Regions from separate parts of the Homo sapiens genome. Here region 2 is linked to region 1. The links are chromatin loops, found by intact Hi-C in ENCODE. Cell type or tissue: dorsolateral prefrontal cortex. All regions are shown on one strand. Each heading gives the region's core, and the rest is flanking DNA. Links, peaks and the distances in the headings are about the cores only.

Region 1 (8,333 bases), core at 316-8,315:
ATTTAATCAACAGAATGCATTCTTTACTGAACTCAAGATCATAATTCAAAAATAAAGAGTGTGATTTTTCTGTTAATAATTTAAAAAACTCACATGGGAGCAAAGTAATAGCAATCGAATGACTAGTGAATAAATTGATGCGAGTGGATGGCTGAGTTGTTATTTAAAAAAATTTTTTTTATACAGAGACTCACTCTGTCACCCAGGGTGGAGTGGAATGGCGAGATCTTGGCTGACTGCAACCTCTGCCTCCTGGGTTCAAGTGATTCTCCTGCCTCAGCCTCCCAAGTAGCTGGGATTACAGGCATGTGCCACCACGCCCGGCTAATTTTGTATTTTTAGTAGAGACAGGGTTTCACCATGTTGGTCAGGCTGGTCTCAAACTCCTGACCTCAGGTGATCCGCTTGCCTCGGCCTCCCAAAGTGCTGGGATTACAGGCGTGAGCCACTGTGCCTGGCCTGATTTGTTATTTTTAAACACGAAAATGTTTTGTAAGAAATCTATCTATCTATCTATATAATATGTATATATATATTATTTATTTATTTATTTGAGACAGAGTCTCACTCTGTTACCCAGGCTGGTAGTGTAGTGGCGCGATCTTGGCTCACGGTAACCTCTGCCTTCTGGGTCAAGCAATTCTTTCTGCCTCAGCCTCCCGAACAGCTGGGATTACAGGCTCCCGCCACCACGCCTGGCTAATTTTTGTATTTTTAGTAGAGATGGGGTTTCACTATGTTGGCCAGGCTGGTCTTGAACTCCTGACCTCAGGTGATCTGCCTGCCTCGGCCTCCCAAAGTGCTGGGATTTCAGGTGTGAGCCACTGTGTCTGGCCTAAAATATATATTTTTAAGAACTTTAATTTTGGTAACGTACACATAACATATAATTTACCATCTTCTTTTCTTTTTTTGTGACCCAGGGTCTCATTCTGGAGTTCGGTGATGTGATCACGGCTCACTGCAGCCTCAACTTCCTGGGCTCAAGTGATCCTCTTACCTCAGCATACTGTGTAGCTATGACTACAGGTGTAAGCCACCAGCTAATTTCTAAAATTGTTGTAGAGATGGGGGTCTTGCTATGTTGTCCAGGCTGGTCTTGAACTCCTGGGCTCAAGTGATCTGCCTGCCTCAGACTTCCAAAGTGCTGGGATTACAGCCGCAAGCTACCATGCCTGGCCTAATTTACCATTTTAACCATTTCTAAGTGTACAGTTCAGTAGCGTTAAGTCCATTTATGGTGTCGGGCAACCAACCTCCAGAACTCTCTGTATTTAGCAAAACTGAAACTGTACCCATTAAGCAGCAACTTTCCATGCCCCTCCCCTTGGCCCCTGACAACCACCATTCTACTTCCTGTCTATGAATGTGACGGCTCTACAGGCCCCTACAAGTGGAATCAAGCAGTATCTGTCCTTCCGTGTCTGGTGTATTTCATTTAGCATAATGTTCTCAAGGTTCATCCGTGTGATAGGAGGTGTCCTTCCCAAGGCTGAATAATGTTCCATAGTATGTGTGTGCCATATTTAGCTGATCCCCGCTGACAGACAAGGGGGTTCCCACCTTTCAGCTACTGGGAACAATGCTGCTATCAACAGGGCTGCATGAGTACCTGCTTGAGTCCCTGCTTTCAATGCTTTTGGGCGTAAGGCAACATACATTTTTTTGTTACCAACTAAACTTTCTTCCTTTCCAATGTTTATTGGAAAGTGTTTTGGGAATTCCAAGGAGGTGCCGGGCTGACTGTGTGAGATGAGTAGTTGTGGTTTACTTCCTGTAGGACAAGCGCGACCACCCACACATGACGGTACTGTGAGGGGCCAGTAGTACGAATGAATCCCAACTGGGCGGCCCTGCTTCCCTGCCTCAACCCAGGGCTGTGTGCTTCCCAGCAGGCACTGCCATCTATCCAGCCCCACAGTTTCCCAGCACTCAGCACTTCTGATGCTTGGCCTCAACCTCGCCACCACTGGAGAAGATGAAGGTGCATTCTGGTGGCTTCCACAGGTATGACACTGTTTCCTGGGACCTGAAGAGAATGCACTGTCTACAACCTGAGCTACAACCCTGCAGCCACATGCTGAATAAAGTGCTTCAACTCACAGCTCAAAAGCCCATGGCCAGAGTGCTCTTGGGACTCCTGCTACAATTTTTGTTTTTCACTCACAAGTACAATTAAGGAAATAATCTTTTGGGTTTAGTGTAAATACTAAAATCTGCCCTGATAAGGTCCTTCCCCTTGCATGCAATCTATTTATATTCTGTTAGCAGGCAAGGAACTTCCTATGGTTAATCTGCTTGATTTGGGGGAGAAGTGTAATCTTTAAAGAAAAAAAAAAAAAAAGCCAAGCTCAGTCCAAAGGTCTTGATCTGAGCTTGATATTCACTTGTACTTCTCTGTAGTAAATGATAGCTTTTATAAACAAATAAAATGGCCAATTTATGACTGTTTATGCATTAATCATTGCTGGCTTTCTCTTGGTTCTGTAAATATTGACTAATATATTTACTTGCCACATTGTGCCTTGGAGAGTGGCCTGCACAAAGTAGGATCCCAAAGGCATCTGCTAAGTGATCAAATAACCACCTATGGCAAGTCCTTTCAAGACGTCAGGGCATTGTTCATACAGCTTCAGGGACTTTGTGTACCAAGAACTTCTGATGGATTGGGGACAATGAGACACAACAAACAACGATGACAGAAGAGAGTGTGCAGTCAAGACTCTGTATAAACATTACTATTAAAGTCAAGAGATCACAGGTTGCAGAGGGAGGCATGAAAATCAGCAAAAGCTGGCAAGATATTAAAAAAAAAGCTGGAATAGTGCATTAAAGAAAGGACAGGAGGCCTGGTGCGGTGGCTCACACCTGTAATCCCAGCACTTTGGGAGGCCAAGGTGGGCGGATCATGAGGTTAAGAGATCGAGACCATCCTGGCCAACATGGTGAAACCCCATCTCTATTTAAATAATACAAAAATTAGCTGGGAGTGGTGGCGCATTCCTGTAGTCAAAGCTACTTGGGAGGGTGAGGCAGGAGAATCACTTGAACCCGGGAGGTGGAGACTGCAGTGAGCTGAGATCGTGCCACTGGACTCCAGCCTGGTGACACAGCAAGACTCTGCCTCAAAAAAAAAAAAAAAAAAAAAAAAAAAGGATAGAAAGGACAGGAAAAATCTCAATAGGCAAAGAAGGGAAAGAAAGGCAGAAGCCAAGGTGAAATGGTGTCAAACACAGGGCTGAGTGGGACATAGTGAATATTCTGTCTATATAATGCACAGCTGCTTAACATATTAGCTACTTCAAAAGCCTGGTGTCTACACTTGTGTCTTTGGTCATTTTTGAACTAACATTATGTTAAATCTTCATATTCACCAAAAATGTAACCCTTCTCATACTCTACACTAATTCCTTTCCAAACTTCTTAAACATGTATTTCAGAAACGGAAATACTCTAGAACAAAGCTGTCCACTGCCACTTTCTATCACAATGGAAGATGTATCGTGTGTTCACTGGCCTCATGTGGCTATTAAAAGCACTGGAAATGGGACTGGAACAATCCAGAAACTGAACTGTCAATCTTAGCCACATGGGATATCAGGCAGTATGGCTCTAGAAAATAACTGTGACCAGTGGTTATATTGGTGGCACAGTCTCTCGCACAGAGCAGGCACAACATAAACACTAGCTGAATGACTCCACGAAGAAATAGTAGAGGATTTGGTGACCTTCATGCTTTATTAAATTCATTTTGTAGGTGTGGTGGACCAGGGTCCTAGAAGCTGAGTCACTCAAAGTTAAACAGTATAGCTTTCTTGGAAAGGCTCTGGAAATGCTCACTAGAATTCTTCAATTAAATTATTGAAGTCCTGTTTTTTAGTGGAATAAAATTGATCTGTACATTCTAGAAGAGCTGTTACATTTTAAAATAATTTTTTGATGACAAAAAATGGACAAAATAAAATGAAATGGAACAAAAGTTTAAAAATGAACTGTTAGAAATAAAGATCCATGAAGGCTTTATAACGTAGTAGGGGCGTCTCATCTTACTCAGAGGCCAAATTCTTAAGTCAGCAACTCTGAAAAATCTTTTAGAAGACCTATGAAAAACACTATGTAACACTCCACTCTCAATACCCTAGCATCTCTTAATGAGGCCCCACTGTTGTGAAGTATTGGAACACACTGCCATTTCTTCAGCCCTGCACCAAATGAAGTCGTTGGCATACATCGGGGGCCACAGTGAATGACAAATACATGGTTCTTTTCTTTCACCAAGGCTACAGAGTTGAATTCATATGGGTTAAATCTTCCTATGCTGTGATATTAGCAAAGTGTATTCCAAGTCCCGTAAAACATGTAAAGAGAAGGATCAATTAATAAACTTGTAAGTTGAATAGACATTTCCGGATACACAGTAATTATTTCCATTCGTATTTTGCATTTTAAATGAAGCATAAATTTTAAATGATCTACAAATACAGTTTGGCAAGCAGCCTTTCCTGTACTTCAAATTAAAGTACAACATGAAGCTGTCGATATTAATTTATACTGACCACACCACACTAGGTGCAAGGGCTTGCATTACCAATACCAACTGGAGTCCCGGGAGCGGCTCTGCCCTTGTTACTGAGAACAACAGGCCCCTGTATCGTTGACACAAAGCATGTCCTTGGCTGGAAATCAGCACATCTGAGCTACGTGCCGACGTCCACGAGCCTGCTCAGTGGGCATGGAGCCCTGTGGGCTCGCGGGCCCTGAGCAACAGGTTCACTCTGAAGACGCCTACATGTAGGGAATCTCATCCTTCTACGGCAAACCTGGGGTGCGGTGAGGGTAACCGGACTCTGGGAAATGGAAGAAAGGCTCGCCGCTAGAAAAGCTGCATTTCTCCACATGAAATAGTAAGAAATCCACATGGGTAATCTTTTATTACTCTCAAATAGAATAGTGTAGCAATGCCAAAAAACGGAATATATGGGAATAAGTGATTTTAAAGATCTCATCTCACCCAAAAGAGGGCAAAGTGCTGACTGGTTCGAGCACTCTGCTGGGCCCAGGAACACTCATGTACAGTGTTCTGTTTTGTTTTCTTTGAGACAGAGTCTTGTTCTGTTGCCCAGGCTCAAAAAAAACCCAAAACAAACACACACAAAAAAAACAGGCCGGGCATGATGGTGTGTAGTGGCATGTTCTTGGCTCACCGCAACCTCCACTTCCCAGGTTCAAGTGATTCTTGGGCCTTAGCCTCCAGAGTAGCTGGAATTACAGGCACGCACCACGATGCCCGGCTCATTTTTGTATTTTTAGTACAGATGGGGTTTTGCCATGTTGGCCAGGCTGGTCTCCAACTCCTGACTTCAAGTGATCTGCCCGCCTCAGTCTCCCAAAGGGTTGAGATTATAGGAGGGAGCCATCGTGCCTGGCCTTTTTTTTTTGAGCTTGGCTCTGTTGCTTAGGCTGGAATGCAGTGGGGTGATCTTGGCTCACTGCAACCTCTGCCTCCCAAGCTCAAGCAATCCTCCCACCTCAGCCTCCTGAGTAGCTGAGACTACAGTGCATGTGCCACTATGCCTGGCTAATTTTTAAAATATTTTTAGTAGAGACAGGATCTGCCATGTCACCCAGGTTAGTCTTGAACTCCTCGATTCTAGCGATCCTCCTACCTTGGCCTCCCTAAGTGCTAGGATTACAGGCATGAGCCGCCGCGCCTGGCCAAGCACAGTGTTCTCATGATGCATCTGCTCGTTCCTCTTCTACAAATCTGACTTAGGAACATCAATGTGTTACAAGAGCGAAATGAATGAATACAGGTGCAACGCTCGTTCCGTGTTCATGTTCAAGGAGCCCTTGTACTTTATTAAAAAAAAAAATCCCAACCTCTCAGAGACTGGGGAGACTGGAAGCCTGTGCTGTTTGAGTGTTTTTTTCCCCTAAACCCTAAGATCGTAGTTTTCTGTCTTAAGTGGTCCATTACGTGTGGTACCTTTAATGTTTGTTCCTGTGATCATATTTAATGGTCTTCACGAGCTTGCTTTTAGATTGAGAAAGTGGACACTCTCTCCACTGCAATGGTCTCATGTGATCTAAATTTAAGTCAGAAAGCCTGGGGAGGGATGGAGTGAGTGGTAGAAGGCAGCCGGCCAACATGTAGTGTGACTTTGATAGTTCATCATTTTACCTTCTCTCATAATTTTAGATGAAATAAGGCATTTCTAGAAACTTACATCATAGTGACAATCATTTTGCATGCTAGAAGAAAGCTTTCAATGACACTACAGGGATTCTTGTGACATGTGTAAGTATAATAAATACAGGCCACTGTTTTTTTCTCATTGGGTGCTATTTCAACCATCGAGGAAAGAAAGCTGGGGCAAGCTTTGCCAGAATCACAGGGATGAGTGGGATGCTTTGAGAAGGTTGGGCCAGTGCTCATGACAGGTGCAGATCCCTCGAAACTGTCTAACACAGCTGAATGACGTGCCTGGCAGGCTGGGTGGTGGGTTATATACTGCCGGCCAGCAGAGGTTTCATAAAGAACCTAGAAGCCAGTGTTGGAGAAGCATCTAGATTTGAGAGGGATCTAAGGTGTGTTTGCAGAAGGTCTGGTCAAGCAGGAGGTATCCGGGGCTTGGTGCAGTGGCTCATGCCTGTAATCCCGGCACTTTGGGAGGCTGAGGAGGACAGATCACTTGAGGTCAGGAGTTCGAGACCAGCCCAGCCAACATGGTGAAACTCTGCCTTTACTAAAAATACAAAAATTTGCTGGGCATAGTGGCCCACACCTGTAATCCCAGCTACTCAGGAGGCTGAGGCAGAAGAATTGCTTGAAACCGGGAGGTGGAGGTTGCAGTGAGCCGAGATCGTGCCAATGCACTCCAGCCTGGGTGACAGAGCGAGACTCTGCCTCAAAAAAAAAAAAAAAACCCAAAAACCAACCAACCAACCAACAAACAAAAAAACATAAAAAAAGCAGGGGGTATCTGGAGATTTGGGGTTGGATCATGGAAAGGGGGCCAGGGGATAAGAGGCTTATGGGAGGCTTGTTGAAGCCACTCACATTGAACAATCTAAGACTGTTTAAAGGCAGCTCAACCATAATTAAGAAAGCAGAATATTAAAGAGCATGGGGGAAGAAACAGGTTTATGAGTGAGATGCATAACTGACTGGAAAATGTAAGGACCAGCTTTCCACAGAACACTCCAAACATTCTAATGCACAACAGGAGAAGAGGGAGCGCTGAAGAAAGGGCTACTGACTCAGGCTGGCCCTGGGCGTGTCTGAAGATGGGAGGGAGAGCCGGGGGAGGTCAAAGGCCCTGAGGGGGAAGACAGCTTTTCCAGGGACAAGGACAACCAAAAGAAAGGACAGCCTTTCAACCTAGAGTGTGTTTTTTCCCTTCTAATTACTGTGAAATGTAAAAGGCAACAGAGATGTGCATCAATACCCTTTTAAGTTTTAAGATCCTATTAATTAAACCCTGTATGTACAATGTGAATGTACTTAATGCCACAGACTATACATGTAAAAGCGATTAAAGGGGAAATTGTATGTTATACATATTTTTACCACAATGGAAGATCCCCCACTGTATATCCATAGATATGCATTTTTAAATGTTTATTTCAATGTGGAGGCTCTAGTTGCAAATGCTCCAAGTCCATGTAAAGGATAGTTCTCACACCCCACCAACAACTGGTGTAGGTTCCAGCTGGCATTTTCAAGATGTAGAAAATAATTTCTTAAGAACCAACCAGAAAAACAACAACAATAACAACAAACATCCTGCCTTAAAAAAGACCAGCAGAGGAGGAAACACCCCTGGCCATCTGGGCAGTGAGAGCGTGAAGTTCAGAAGTCAGCAGAGCTGGCTGCGGCTCCAGGCTGTCTTCGTGGTTTGTTTTGCTCTTCCTTCATCCAGCCCCCACTGGGATCAAGAGAATGGCTTCACGCAAGGAACAGGAAAGACCTTTTAATAAAAACAAACACTATCCTGTCTTGCTGTCAAGGCTACACCTTAAAATGTTTGCAAGGCTAGAGGAAGGATACAGAGATGATTTTCAACCTTAACTCCTCATTTAACAAACAATATTCCGACTGAATGTCAAGCTGACTTCTCCGGGTCATACCTCCTTCTTTGCAAAAATGACTGATGTTTTATGATATCACTAAGGGCTCCCAATTCTCACGGAGAAGGAAAAACGTCAGTGTCTTGGTTTAGTTCAGTAGTGCTTTAGGAGACTTGACTTCTAATTCCTGGTTTTAACCCAGAGCAAAATAAACCAATCTTGGAGTTTGACAAAGTTACCTTGAGTTACAGGAGAATTCTTGA
Region 2 (8,333 bases), core at 109-8,108, 120 kb before region 1:
AGGGAGAAGGCCATGTGGAGACAGGCGTGCAGAGGGGAGGTGGCCATGGAGCACCGGAGGCAGAGAAATGTGTCATGCAGCCGCAGGCCAGGAACGCCAAGCATTGCTGGCAACAACCAGAAGGCGGGAGAGAGAGCACAGCTCTGCTGACACCTTGATCTCAGACTTGCAGCCTCCAGAACTGCGAGAGAATACATTTCTGTTGCTTTAAGCCACTCAGTTGGTGGCACTTGGTTTTCCTAGCAGCCCTAGGAAACGATTACAGCAAAACCCCTTCCCTTTCACAGCCTTCAAATCCTTATTAGCCAGATGGCAACAATACAGGCAGGCCTGCCCCACCAAGTTATCTGACATACAGATTGCTCCGGCCTTCTGCAGCCACCCCCATGGTGACCGTCTTGCCCCTCAACCCTCTTGTCCTTGGCACCCCCTCAGCAATGCCCATGACTGCTGAGTGCCTGGGAGACCCTGTGCCCCATTTTGCCCTTCCCTTCTAGCCCTGCTTTCAAGCCCAGTGTTGCCCAGGGCTCTGAGTCTGGGGGCTCTGCGAGGCCCACGGTGGAGGCCAGCCAGCTACAAGAGCTCTGTCTTGCTGTCTGTAACAATCAATAGACATTGAGATCTCTAGCCCCCGACAGAGGGAAAAGGCTTTCTGAGATGCAAACAACTCACCTACAAATGAACTTCTGGAATACACCGTCATTTGTGAGTGCAGGAACAGTCTGTGTCGGACGCTCGGGCCCAGTTTGTAGATAAAGTTGTAGCAACACAGCATATTGTAACATTCACCAGTCCAGAAAGGTGCTGAGAGGGCTCAGAAAGCAACTCATTTTTCCTCCCACTGAAACTCAGGAATGTCCTTTGAGGACTTTTGCTGAGATATGCGAATGATTTGCTTTTCAAAAAAACTGTAAGTCAGGACCTCCGTGTGATTCTCACCCAAGTCCTTCTTATCATGTGCAGAACTTCTCTGGGTGCCTGATTCTCTCTGTGGTGGCAAAGAGACGGGGCCTGTGTGGGCCAAGGCGCAGAGCCAGAGAGGGAGGGTTTGGGGCGTTCTCCCAAGGACAGCAAGTACAATGTGGCCCTCCCTCTGACCTCCTTTGAAAGACATCGAGGGCTTGGAGTCCTTGCGTCCCCTACAATCCAGTGTGTCCTTGATGGAGTGATGCTGCTCTCCCTGCATTCCACCTCAGCCAAACAGCTCCACTTACCCCCTTTATATATTGGGGTGTCACATAAGATTGTACTTGGTAAGAATGTCCCCTGCTCACATATGTATGCATGTGTGTACCAGTTTGAAGGCCACTCTTTCTAGCCTGGAAGCACATCTCAATGGGTTTCATGGTGGCCCCTGCAAAGACATGCCTTGCCTTAATCCCTGGAGCCCATAAGGTGATGTTCTTTGGAAAAAGGATCTTTGCAGATGTAATTAAGTTAAAGATCTTGAGCTGAGATCATCCTGACTTATGTGGTGGGCTGTAAATCCAATGACAAGAGTCCTTATAAGAGAGAGAAGAGAAGAAAACACAGATCGAGAGAGAAGAGGAGGAAGTCTTGTGAAGACAGAGGCAGAGATTGGAGTGATGCAGCCACAAGCCAAGGAATGCCTGGGACCACCAGAAGCTGGAAGAGATGAGGTAGGATTCTCCCGTGGAGCCTTCAGAGGGAGTGTGGCCCTGCCAATCCTTTGATTTCTAACTTTTTTTTTTTTTGGATGGAGTCTCGCTCTGTTGCCCAGGCTGGAGTGCAGTGGCCCAATCTCAGCTCACTGCAACCTCCGCCTCCTGGGCTCAAGCGATTCTCCTGCCTCAGCCTCTTGAGTAGCTGGAATTACAGGCGCTGGCCACCATGCCCAGCTAATTTTTTGTATTTTTAGTAGAGATGGGGTTTTGCCATGTTGGCCAGGCTGGTCTCAAACTCCTGACTTCAGGCTATCCACTGGCCTTGGCCGCCCAAAGTGCTGGGATTACAGGCATAAGCCACCATGCCCAGTCTGATTTCAAACTTCTGGCCTCCAGAACTAAGAGAAATTTCTGTTGTTTGAAGCCACCACGTTGGTGGTACTTTGTCAAGGAGACTAGCAGAAGCATTGTGGGGCACGTGAATGTGCCGTCCCTGTGAGAAGGGAACAGGGGATCCTGCCTGTTCCTAACCCACCACTGGGACCTACCTGCACACACTTGGTGCTTACCCGTGATCTCAGCACCATGTCAAAAGGAACATTGTAATTCTACTTCCGGGAATCTACCCTGAGGAAATAACTGAGAAAACGTGCAAGGCTGTAACTCTAAAAATGTTCATCACAGTTCTGCTTGGAATAAAGGAAAGCTGAAAACAATCCACATGTCTCACCATAGGGGATCAATTAATTAATTATGCTGCAGTCATACAAAACAATCCTATGTAGCTGTTAAAATAACATTACAGAAATGGAACTCTCGATGTGGAAAGATGTTACTAATTTACTTGTATAAAAATACATTATGGTGAGCTTCAAATCACTGATAAGTTAAAAAAATACATTACGGTATGAACTCATAAAAAAATACGTAAGCACATGTATTACACATTATACCTAGAAAAATCTAGAAAGAACGGCTGGGCGCGGTGGCTCACGCCTGTAATCCCAGCACTTTGGGAGGCTGAGGCGGGCGGATCACGAGGTCAGGAGATTGAGACCATCCTGGCTAACACGGTGAAACCCCGTGTCTACTAAAAATACAAAAAATAGCCAGGCGTGGTGGCGGGTGCCTGTAGTCCCAGCTACTTGGGAGACGGAGGCAGGAGAATGGCATGAACCTGGGAGGTGGAGCTGGCAGTGAGCTGAGATAGCGCCACTGCACTCCAGCCTGGGCGATAGAGCCAGACTCTGTCTCAAAAAAAAAAAAAAGAAAAATCTAGAAAGAAATGTTGACGGTGGTTTTTGTTGAGAGCGTAGATGTTTTACATTCTTTTGCTGCTCTGTATTGCTTGTTATTAATATATAATATAATAATAAATTATATAATATATAGTAATATGAAAAATAGTTGTAATAATAATAAAAAGCAATCAAAGACATTTATTTCATTTGGGGAAAGAAAAAACCCTGAAACTTGTCATCAGCAACATAGTGAGGAATATCATTTTGCCACGTGGAGGATTTAGGGAGACATGTTGGTCCAGCACCAGGAAAGCCCTTGCTCCCGGGAAGTCAGAAAGAGATGCTAGAGGTTGCAGTGTCAGGAGTAGGCTAGTAAGCAGGGCAATACTTAATTAGAAAAATGCAGACTTCTCGCAGCCTTCTACATGCTACCATCATTGTAAATCTCCAAGAGATGTCTGCATTACCACCTCCCTTCCACCTAATTTGATCCCTAAGCCAGGAACATAATCTAATACTCCTGCTCTGAGAAACATACTTTAGGAAATTTTGGGATACCATTTGACCTAAAGCAGCTCAACTGAGTTAAGAGTAAAACTACCCAGATACAAATTAAGGAAGAATGTTTTCAGTTTTTATATTGCTGAGAAAGACAGACTTCTCTGAAGTGAACATAAGCAACAGTGAGCTGTAAACTGAATGCAAGTTAACTGTGTCTTAAAACAATATTAAAAGTCTGGCAAATAAGAACAGGGAGTTTGTTGTTGATTAGATCCTTTTTGCTGTTTGGGCTCTGTGTTTAGAAGGAATGCAGAAATTTTACAGAGGGTCTTGAGAAGGGTGGCAATCAATAAGGATAGGAGCAGGCTAGGTGCGGTGGCTCACGCCTATAATCCCAACACTTTGGGAGGCCGAGGCGGGCAGATCACGAGGTCAGGAGATCGAGACCATCCTGGCCAACATGGTGAAACCCCGTCTCTACTAAAAAAAAAAAGAGAAAACAAAAAATTAGCTGGGCGTGGTGGCAGGTGCCTGTAGTCCCAGCTACTCGGGAGGCTGAGGCAGGAGAATGGTGTGAACCCGGGAGGCAGAGCTTGCAGTGAGCTGAGATGGCACCACTGCACTCCAGCCTGGGTGACAGAGCAAGACTCCATCTCAAAAAAAAAAAAAAAAAAAAAAAAAAAAAAAAAAAAGGATAGGCGGCCAAAGAGGAGAGGGAGAGCTGAGGAGAAGGAAAATATTGACAGGTTTAGCTGATAGTTTGAACACGGTGGAAAGTGTCAGTGTACATGAAAGCTACCTGCCAACAGGTATCTTCCTTGTGCTCGCTGGTAGGTTAGAAAATGGGCCCTTTCCTGAAAACCCTGATGCCAGGAGATGTTCCAAGTGTCGTTGCTTGATGACGGTGACTCAGCTGGCCTTCTCTTTCCTGCCCAAACTCACAACAGTTCTAAGTTTGGTCCTTTTTTCTTTCTCTCTTTCTTTCTTCCTTTTTCTTTTCCTTCCTTCCTTTTCTTTCTATCTTTTCTACTCTCTTCTCTCTCTATTTTTCCCTCTCTTTCTCTGTTTTCTTCCTTTCTTCTGTCTTTCCTTTTCTTTTTTTTGAGACAGGATCTCAATCTGTCACCCAGACTGGAGTACGGTGGCACGATTACGGCTCACTGCAGCCTTGACCTACTTGGCTCAAGCAATCTGCCCACCTCAGCTTCCCAAAGTGCTGGGATTACAGGCATGAGCCACCACATCCAGCCCCTCTCTCTTTCTTTCTCTTTCTTTTTCTCTCTCTTTATTTCCTTCTTTTTTCAGAATGAACCTTTAGGAATCAGGAGACATGAATTCTGTTTGCAGCTTGGCTGCAAGCTTGCTGGGGGTGGAGGTCAGGCAGGGGCTGATGTCAATTCACAGCCTGCACAGGACGCAGGGGGCCCTTTACGAAAAGAATGTGATGGGACATCCTGCACGGGTAGGACACTCCTGGATTTTAACTTCCTGCCCCACAGCCCAATGCCCTCTGTTCCCAGCAGAGTCCTGGCTTTGCTGGCTCCTTCTTCCTGCCGTCCTTTCCTCTACTGCCTGTTCTTTCTCTATCTCTGCACAAGCCTTGAATATGAGGGCAGCCCTGGATGCTTTTATGAAGGTGGTGATTAGTTTTTGTGTGTGTGTGGTTTTTTGTTTCGTTTTTTTGGAGGGGGGACAGTGTCTCACTCTGTTGCCCAGGCTGGAGTGCAGTGGCACAATCATGGCTCACTGCAACCTCCATCTCCTCGGTTCAAGGGATTCTCCTGCCTCAGCCTCCTATGTAGCTGGGACTAAAGGCACACACCATCATGCCCAGCTAATTTTTGTATTTTTCGTAGAGACAGGGTTTCACCATGTTGGCCCGGTTGGTCTTGAACTCCTGGCCTCAAGCAATCCACCCACCTCGCCCTCCCAAAGTGCTGGCATTACAGGCATGAGCCACCTTGCCTGGCCTGGTGATTAGTTATAGTTCTTACTTTATTTTCTCTCCCCACTCCCAGGAGCAGATGTCCTCCTCTGCCCCTGGATACTCAGAGCAGACTCTGTGGGGCCTGCGGGCCTGTCCCTCAGCAGACACAGCATTGGAGCAGAGCTGCTATGCCCCCCTCCTCCTACCTCATTCAGGCACCTGTTAGCTTGGTGATGTTTCAGTCTGTGGTTTCCATACTTTGGAGCGCATGAAAATGATCTGGGTGGCTTGTTAACCCTACAGTTTCCGCAGCTTCTCCTCTAGAGAGTCTGACTGAGTTAGGGTGACTGTCCATTTTATGAAACCCCAAGTGATTCTGACGCAGAACCCCTGAAGCCGGGTGTGGGCAGTTACATATGTGCACAACTGGACTCTGATTATTCCTCCTCTTCCCAGGTCAAATCTACATTCTATTGATCTTATCATCTTTTTTTTTTCTGAGATGGAGTCTCGTTTTATCGCCCAGGCTGGAGTGCAGTGGCAGGATCTTGGCTCACTGCAGCTCCGCCTCCCGGGTTCACACCATTCTCCTGCCTCAGCCTCCCGAGTAGCTGGGACTACAGGCGCCCGCCACCACACCCGGCTAATTTTTTGTATTTTTAGTAGAGATGGTGTTTCACCATGTTAGCCAGAATGGTCTCAATCTCCTGACCTCGTGATCCACCGGCCTCGGCCTCCCAAAGTGCTGGGATTACAGGCATGAACCACCGCGCCTGGCCTATCTTATTATCTTAACATTCCTCTACATTTGCAATGCAAGTGGTTGGATGAAGTTCAAGTCCTTAGTCTATATATATATACATATATATATGTATATATATGGTACATATTACATAAATATAAATAGGATGTCTGCATAATTGATTGGGATGCTCTAGTGAGTAATGGGAGACTATTAATAGCTATGCCAAAATGTAGGGCGTGGCCTGGCCCACCTGGACCCTGTCTGTATACAAACCCTCTGTGATCTGGCCTCCTTCCCTTCCCAGCCTCCACTGAAGGCACTCCTCCTGGGGCCATTCCTGGGACTACTGTAGATTCCAGCCTCCCCGCACTACTGGAAATTCCTTTAATCCTCCCACGCACACGCCCAGATTGTCTTAGGCTGTCCTGCCCCGTGTTCCCATAGGGCAATGCTATACACACCCACTGTGGCTTTATTTTTCTGTAATTATTTGCTTACTAGTCTCTTTCTTCTCCCAGTAGGCCGGAAGCTCCTTTAGGACAGGAACTAGATTACATTCTTTGCTATATTTAGAGCCTAACAGACTAGGAGGCTAAAGCAATCACTCAACAAAAGTTTGTTCTCATAAAACAAGGTACATGAAACCATTAAATACTCACCAAGGTTCATTCAAGAAATACTTACTGAGCACCCACTACCCGATACCCTGCTTAGTCCTGGGCATGCAGATAAAGAAGGTCCTGGTCCTCTGGGAGCTCTCTTTTCAGGCCTGAGTTACTCTTATCAAAGGTGTTTGCATTTAAAAGGAGAATGTCTATGCGCAGTGATGCCGTGATTGGAATCTCTCCAGCTTTGGCTTCTAGAGGGAAAGAAGAGACTGAATGGCTTTAGATAACTTTCATGTATTAAACTCTTTTTGTATGTTGGCAAAACAAAAATGGCTACAACAGCAAAAAAGGCAAGAGTTGGACAAAAGCAACATAGCCTTGCAGCTAAGCATGCCGCCTCTGCTGCCTGCCTGCCTGGCAGCAAGTCTGGGCCCTGCCATATTTTTCACAAGTGACTTAATCTTTCTGGGCTTCAGTTTTTGCATCTATAATATGGGGATGATGATGGTAACTTCTTCCTTGGGGATCATGTGAGTATTAAATGAGTAACTGTGCCCGGCACATAGTAAGTGCTCAATAAATATTACTGCCACTAGATGCGATGGTCCAAAGACTACATCTTTATCTGGTTCCTGCAGGGTCCCAAGCATGTAGAGTAGACTCCCCTTGGGTCGGCTTCAGGGGAGCCTCTGAAGCACCGTGTGTAGGCCAATCCCCTGTCTCTGTGATTTGGGCTGTTGTAGAGAAACATCTGTAGCCTTAGGACCAGCTGGGAACAGCTTTAGGTTTGGATAATGGCCATTTTCAAGTTTTCTCCCAACCAGAGCAATTTTGGCACTGAACTTGGGACAAAACCAATAGGAATACATCAGGGATTACAGGAATCCCTGTAATCAACAGGAATAAATCAACTTATTTCTGTTAAGAACAATCCCTCAAATCAACAGGAATATAGGGGGAGCTGGCATGGTGGGGAGAGTAACACCGAGAATGAAGACCCTCTTCACGTGGCATTTTTCAAAGATTAAAGAAACCTGTTTTTAAAATTTCTTTTGGGGCACCAATATTACATGCCAATCACTGTCAATCAACAATTATTAATTAACTCATAGTGCTTTGTACACATTTCTTCTTTCACACAGAGGGCAATAATAACTTTGACAGTAGAAACTCCCTTTAGTGGACAGGCTAAGTAGGGAATCCTGTTGTGTGAGCCGAATGTGCCCAAATGCCCTTGTTTTCTATTACTTGGGTTTAATTAAACCTAGATCTCTCTTATTAGGAAGAAACTTTAAAGTCGGAGCAGCGTATTCACCAAGTACAACGTGAGGGCTGGTGGAGAAAGGCAGATGAGAGGCCATGAGCATCTTTAGGGTGTGTTTCTGACTTCAAAAATCTCCTAGGTGTGGGGGCCTCCCTTGCCCTGGGCTCCTCCCTGGTCTCCCTGCCCGCAAGTAGCAATGGTCAGTGTGAAAAGGACCGTGCATCCACCTGTTTCCTCTACCCTCTAAATAATTGGAATTTTGTCTCAGCCAGGCACTGTTCTAGGCACTGGGGATGCAGCCGTGAACAAGGCACATGCTCTCCAAACCTCTTGTTTCTGCCCTTCTGGGCAGGTAGAGATGCACTAAATAACCAACCACACAGGTACTACAGATCTGGGCCTCTGGTTCTCCTGGTTTGCAT

The links. A loop is a pair of places that touch in the nucleus more often than their neighbours do. Peaks named below come from ENCODE experiments on the same cell type or tissue, not always from the same donor. Only the 100,000 strongest peaks of a DNase experiment are listed, where the experiment ranks them.
Region 2: a loop joins it to region 1, with 1.9 times the contacts of the local background. A loop is called at or near these places in 5 of 110 quality-filtered maps.

The regions. Positions count from the first base shown.
Region 1 is chr6:151,021,642-151,029,974 of GRCh38, reverse strand. All of the region lies in intron 24 of MTHFD1L (methylenetetrahydrofolate dehydrogenase (NADP+ dependent) 1 like), which reads right to left. Among named protein-coding and RNA genes, the nearest start is that of MIR12131, 77 kb to the left of the region's middle. In dorsolateral prefrontal cortex, for the core only: no CTCF peak of the experiment used is centred there; a DNase peak (open chromatin) is centred at 4,674; H3K27ac peaks cover 2,117 bases.
Region 2 is chr6:151,140,044-151,148,376 of GRCh38, reverse strand. All of the region lies in intron 1 of LOC124901432 (a long non-coding RNA gene), which reads left to right. Among named protein-coding and RNA genes, the nearest start is that of MIR12131, 42 kb to the right of the region's middle. In dorsolateral prefrontal cortex, for the core only: no CTCF peak of the experiment used is centred there; no DNase peak of the experiment used is centred there.